2 separate regions of the Mus musculus genome follow, and region 1 is linked to region 2. A link is a contact called in ENCODE Hi-C or POLR2A ChIA-PET data. All regions are on one chromosome and are shown on one strand. The core of a region is the stretch at or near the end of the contact, and the rest is flanking DNA. Distances in the headings are between cores, read along the strand shown.

The links. A loop is a pair of places that touch in the nucleus more often than their neighbours do. ChIA-PET counts read pairs that join two places held with the same protein, here RNA polymerase II (POLR2A).
Region 1: a loop to region 2 is called in a map of heart, with 8 times the contacts of the local background. The contact joins the promoter of Rhbdl2 here to the promoter of Akirin1 in region 2. A Hi-C loop is called at or near these places in 2 of 37 maps with a recorded cell type or tissue (heart and left cerebral cortex). POLR2A ChIA-PET finds 5 or more read pairs at or near these places in 2 of 5 experiments (Patski and embryonic stem cell).

What each region holds. Positions count from the first base shown.
Region 1 is chr4:123,786,410-123,789,529 of GRCm38, reverse strand. It overlaps Rhbdl2 (rhomboid like 2), which reads right to left and starts at 1,655. Exons shown (of 8, transcript NM_183163.2): 1 at 1,559-1,655.
Region 2 is chr4:123,748,932-123,752,158 of GRCm38, reverse strand. It overlaps Akirin1 (akirin 1), which reads left to right and starts at 1,860. Exons shown (of 5, transcript NM_023423.3): 1 at 1,860-2,211. The coding sequence starts at 1,995.

The DNA of each region.
Region 1 (3,120 bases), core at 406-2,905, 38 kb before region 2:
TGGTCTTTTTGACACTAAATAAACCCCACCCCCACTCAGCAAATAACTGAACTCAGGAAGCCACACACTTGATGTAAAAGGGACATTCACTGACAAGAATACCAGTGGGAGGAAGGGGGGTAGGGTGTGTGAAACTGGCTAAAATATATTTCATTAATGTTCAAAATTGTCAACAAATATTTAATGGGGAAGGAAGGCTGGGAGTGATAGCATATTGGGAAGGCAGAGGCAGGAGGATCTCTGGAAGTTCAAGGCTAGTCTAGTTTACACAGTGAGTTCTGCCAGCCCAGATAACATAGTGAGACCCTCTTCCAAAAAGAAGTAATAAAATAGAATCTTCTTAAGTATGGAAGGAGAATAATGTCTCTGACAGATCTCAAGTCAGAAACGGCATCACCGTCTGGTCCCAGCCCTGGTCCAGGGTTTGTACATCCAGCCAGAGGCCCGTCTCCTTCCTTCACATCTCTGGCCTCCCACTCCCTAGAGCACCTGCCTCCACTACTCAGTTCAATTTACAAGCCACCTAGACACTGTCAAGGCCAGGGTTTGTCTTCTCTATCTTTACAAGCTTACTGCAAGGAAGGTGCCAGTTAGGGAGGGGCAAAGAAGAAGAAAGCACAGATGTTTATCCAGGCCCCACTGTGAGCTGACCACCCAGCCTGCCCTGGATTCACATAGTTCCTTATTATCTTTAAAAAACAAACAAACAAACAAATCCAGGCCCTTACAGATGAGGATGCTGAAGTCCAGGAAGTAAAGAGGAAATGAAGGGTCAGCAGTCCAGGTTTGTAACTCCTGCCATGCCCCGCTGCCTGCCTGTCAGCTTGTAGATACGTGTGGATAAATTTCAACTTTTTTATTCACAGCAGGAAGGACATGTTCCTCCCTTCAGACAACTGATGTGTGTGCTCAACTAATGAGTAAACAAATGGCCAAGAATAAAAGACCGATTGCTTGAGGTAAATCCCTTAGGTGCCCATAGCAGGAAGGAGGAAGTCACAGCAGAGCTGCCGTGTTGGAAGAGCTGAAACCTCTACCTGCCAATCTCCAGGGCAGAGGAGGTAGAGGCTGGGGAAGCCCAGGTAGTTTCTGGCTCAGATGGTGATACAGACGATTACCAGTTCAGTTATAGGTGTGGCTGACATGTCTCACACACACACACACGCACACGCACACGCATACGCACACACACATACACCACCATTCCTCCCGCCCAAAACAAAAATAAAAATAAGCCCTGGGAGTCTGAGGATGCTGGGGAGAAAGTAATGAAACAGTGCTTGCTTGAACCTTGCAGCGAGGTGGCAGGATTAAACTCCCAGGTCGGCTCTCCTTCCACTTCCAGGGCGCTGCCAACTTTGAAAAGTTTCAGAACCCGAAGCAGACATTCTAGGTTCTTCCGGAAGGTTGACTCTGGAAGCATTAATCTTCCTTCCCCTCGCTGACGGTCAGCAGGTTTAGGGAGCTACCTAGAATTTCTGCCACCAGCTTCCTGCTTCAGCATTCGGCCTCCCACCGCCTTCCTCCCCCCATCCCCCAATCCACCCCTGCACCTTACCTGGGGAGGCCGAGGCACAGTGGTCCCACACTGCAGTCGGATCTTGCACTTCAAGCAGCCAACGGAGCTGCCTGGAGGCCCGAGCCGCAGCCTGCCAGGCTCTCCTCCCGCCCTCCCAGAACTAAAATTGTCCAGACAGGTTCCCAAGGAGGAGGGAGCCAGAGGAAATCCCCTCCCCTGGTGGCCTGGCCTAAGCCGGGCCAGCCTGCTAGGCAGTCTTCCCTGGGTTGGCCCTGGATGAATGAGTCCTGGCCTCCTCCTACTTGGGTCTGTGCCAGGGAGCCTGTGACAGCCACCCTGCTCCTTCTCCTGGGCTATTCATGGCTCCTCCTTGTCCTGCCGTCCTGTATGTGACTGAGTCCCACGTGTTGTGTTGGTTCTCAGGTCGGCCTCTGGGAAAGGTCTGCTCTGGTAGGTCTCAGTTACTTTCCATGGGATTGTCCTGGATCACACTCTAGTGTGCCCCAGGCCTGGTACTTTACAACAACTGAGTAATTTGATAGCCTGGTCACAAGCTCCTAGGCTCTGCACACAAACTGGATGTACCTTAGCCCCTGTACAATGGGTTTGCCAGTCTCTGATTAGCCATTCAAAGTGTGCCAGGTCCTGAGAGCAGAAAAGTAGGTTAACCTGGTGCCTACCCTCCTGTACTGGCAAGCCAAAGAATAAAGTCTGCCACTAAAGGTTTGCCTAAGATCCTGGCAGCATGATCAGGGAGGACTTCCCTGCGTAGGACAGTTCTAGGGAAAAAAAATTTCGGAGATAGCATAGAGGATAAGCAAGCCACTCAAGTTCAGAACTATGAGCAAGGAGTATCATGCCAGGAAGGGCCTTACAAGGCTTGCCGAGAAATATTCAGACTTTACACTATAGACATGGAAGGACTCAGAGAGAGCTTAAACATGAAGTCAGACTCAGAGTGTGTTTATTTTCTGTGCTGGGGATAGAACCAATGGGCAACTGCCCTACCACTGAACTAGACCCTCAACTTCAAGTGACATTTATGTGTACAGGTTTGAACCTGCTTACCTGTATATGGACTCTGTGTGTGTGTGTGTGTGTGTGTGTGTGTGTGTGTGTGTGTGTGTGTAATGTGCCTGCAAATGCCAGAGGCTGGAGGAAGATATTAAATTCTCTGGATAATGAATGCCTAATCCAAAGAACTGACCAGGGCTGTGTATAAAGGAAGGCACAGAGTAAGAGATGTTGTGAAGAGGAAGGTAGAATATGGTGGCACATGCCTATTGTCGTGAGGCATCCACCAGAGAAGAATGCTTGGACATGGGTTTAAGCCAATGCAAAGTCTTTATTAGCTGGCCAGCAACTACACTGGGTATTTGGGATCCCAGTGTAGCAATGAGCCTTTCTCGGGATGAAATTTTAAGCGCAAAAAAACCATATCCTGGGTTGACATACTTCTGTTAACAAGAGCAGTTAAGCTAAAAGTAGAACTACAGAAGAAAAAAAAAAGTTTGTACATTTAGAGACTGTCCACAGCTATGGACTTTGATGGACTAGATCTTCTTCTTTTTTTTTTTTTTTTTTTTTTGGCCAGTGGTGCT
Region 2 (3,227 bases), core at 611-3,110:
TATTCCAAGGCACACTCAATGTTTTAAAGGATCACAGAGTGACTACCAAAGCACGTAGCAAAACCCTACTAAGAGAGGTGTGTTTAAAATGACTACCCAAGGGACATACTTTTCAAGTCTTCTAATCGTTCACTTTGGATCTGTTTATACCACAAGAAAACAATTTACTTGATGCTCTTAGGTCCCCTTAAAAAATAACCATCGTGAAGTGGCTTTTCATGTCCTTGGCTTTTATTGAACATAGAAACAGCCATGCAAGCGGTCTTAAAGGCTTTATTACATCATTGTTTCCTAATAAAGTCATGACAGTCTACCTTTGGAATTAAAGTGATACACAAAATGATGGTCTGTGTCCTCTGGTGAACTGGTTCCATTCAGATAACACCTATTCATCATGACTATGGTTTCATTTTTCTTTAGCCTTCAAGAAGCTCAGAACTGAATTTTAAATTCAGTCATTTACCACCAAGATAATTGTGAGGTTTTTTTTTTTTAAAAAAAACTCTAATGTTTTATTTCTAGATTTTAGTTTAAACCACGTTACATCTATATTGACAATAAATGTGCTAAAATAAACTTAACATGGGTAATGTGCCTAGGGAGGCTTGAATCCCAATATGGCAAAACAAACAGAAAACCAGCAATTTGGTATGCTGTGCTGTCTTATATTTTACAGAAATAAATGTGAAAGTATATGACCTATGTTATGATCTTTAAAGAGTTTGTAGAAACGGAAGAGGACTCAGAGAAAAGCAACCAAAACGAACAGGAGGAGAAGGAAGAAGAGGCGGAGAAGGAGGAGGAAGATTGGAGATAGTATGCCTTTATTGTCTAACCCCAAGTGTGTTGAAGTACTGTGACAGCCATCTTGGCAATTAGAAATGAGTATCTAAAATTTGGACTGTTCTAGAAAAATCTGTTACAGAGATAATGTTAAAGCCAGATTACAGGAATCACAGCCACTAATATACAAATAATTACAGAAAGGCTTTGAATGTGGAGGTGTTGTTCTGATGACTCTATTGATGTATTTGAAAGCACTGGAGTTACTCCCCAGGAAAATTACAACCAGAGTTCCCTAAAGCAGAACCTCCCTGTTTTCTATTCATTTGCTGAATATCAAAAGCATTTTCCAGCCAACAGTACGGCAGAGAATCTCGATTGACCCGAGGAAGAACCAGTCTGAGTTGCCAAGTCGGATGAGGAAGCCAACTGCCAAATCAGCTATCAGGGGAAGTTCCTAACACCCTGGTATCACTTGGTTAGACAGTTTAAGCCAGTGAGTTTTCTGGTAGGATTGTTTTTTGTTTTTTTTTTTTTCCTTTTAATCCTTTTTTGCGTAACACATATCCATTTAGTGATCCGATTAATGGCCGGGTCATCTATCCCCAAAATACATTCATTTGTAACACACCTCCCCTTCCAATTTTGCCCATGATTGCACAGGGTTCGTGGATTAAATAAAGTCTATCCTTAGATAACCCGGTTATGTTTGTGAAGATTTCCTGGGACTCAAGACAAAATCCTTTGATAACCCTTTAGAATCACCTCTTTTATCGGTCACGCGGCCAAGGGAACCCCGGTCTCCCAGGGTCTCTCCCATCCCCCGCCCCCGAGGCCCCTGCCGCGCAGGTGCGAAAGACCTCCCAGGCCACTCCGGCAGAGAGCGTGAAGGGGGGGGCCCTGGGAGGGGCGGGGGCGGGGGTGTTGCTAGGCGACCACGCTCTCCGCCCAGACCGGCCTACTTCTTCCGCAGGGGGCGCCATGGGCCGAGCCCAGGCTCGCGGGCCTCCCGGATCGGCCCTTTTCCGACTTCTTCCCCTCTGCCGGGCGGTGGCGCACGCCCGTGACGTCACAGGAGGCGGGGCCAGCGCGGCTGCCGGGTGCCGGAGGCGCCATTGGAGCCGGCTTGGCTTGGGAGCCGTAGCTGAAGAGTTGGATCCAGGGCAGTCCTTGCTGCCGCGTCTGCGTCTGGTCTCTGGCCCTTCCGCGGGATGGCGTGCGGGGCGACACTGAAGCGGCCCATGGAGTTCGAGGCGGCGCTGCTGAGCCCCGGTTCCCCGAAGCGGCGACGCTGCGCCCCTCTGCCCGGCCCCACTCCGGGCCTCAGGCCCCCGGACGCCGAGCCGCCGCCGCTTCAGATGCAGACGCCGCCGGCGAGCCTCCAGCAGCCTGCCCCACCCGGCAGCGAGCGTCGTCTTCCAACTCCCGGTAACCTGCGCTGCTGCTGCGGACTTGGCAGGAAGCCAGGCCCGGGCGTGGGGGGCGGGGAGGGTGCGGGGGTCGTGGACACCGGCCGAGATCACCTCCGCACCCCATATCGGCCTTGGGAGAAAAAGGAACTGGGGTGCTGCTGGGCCCGGTTGCTTCCGGGGACGAGAGACATCCGGGAAGGGCAGTGACCCCACAGTGTCGGTTTTCGGGTTTCCTGGAGCTGGAGAGTCTGAGGGGTGGGCACCAAAATGAGGTGGGGATACCCCAGACCGCCGAAGGCTCTTGGTGTCCCTGAAGCCCCTCCTGCCTCCGCTTGTGCGGAACCTCCCGGGAGATCCAGTGGGCCATGGAAAATTGGATTCTGCTCACGAACCCAGCCATGAGTGGGGCGGGAGACGGATAGAGGGGAAGGGGCGTGAGCGTATGTAGCGCCGCAAGGTGCTTTTAGGAAGACTTGATTTCTAGAATTCTTTAGGGAGCAGAAGCCATGGAATGCAATTTCAACCAGACTATTTCTTAAGAGACGGACTGACCTTGTTTTATCGTGTGGCTATTGTCTTGTTTCGGGTATGGCTTGAAGTGGGTAGTTGGTTGGCTAGTATTTGAGAATCCTTAAGTATACAGAGATTCTGTACTCAAAATTCAAATATCTAATACAGTGACTCGACTTGAGTAAGGCACTTCGTTTTAGACAAGGCAAAAAGAAGGACTCATGGGGCAGTAAAGATGCCTATCATATTGCAGTAGGAGGAGGGAACGCGCTTCAGCACCCATATTCAGCAAATTAGAGGGATCCCAGAAATAATCCCTCAAAAGTGGATTTGGCCAAGTTGTTTCTTTGTTTTCTTCTTATTGTTGTTCCTCAAGCATTAGGAAAACCTGCAGTCCCTTTAAATCATTTTTCCCCCTTACATCTTGCAGTCTCTAGTGCCTCTAGTTTTCATTTCCTCCTTCCTGTGCTTAGCCCCTCAAGGATACTGCTGCCACCAGCAGTCCTCTCGAGCTTTACCTGT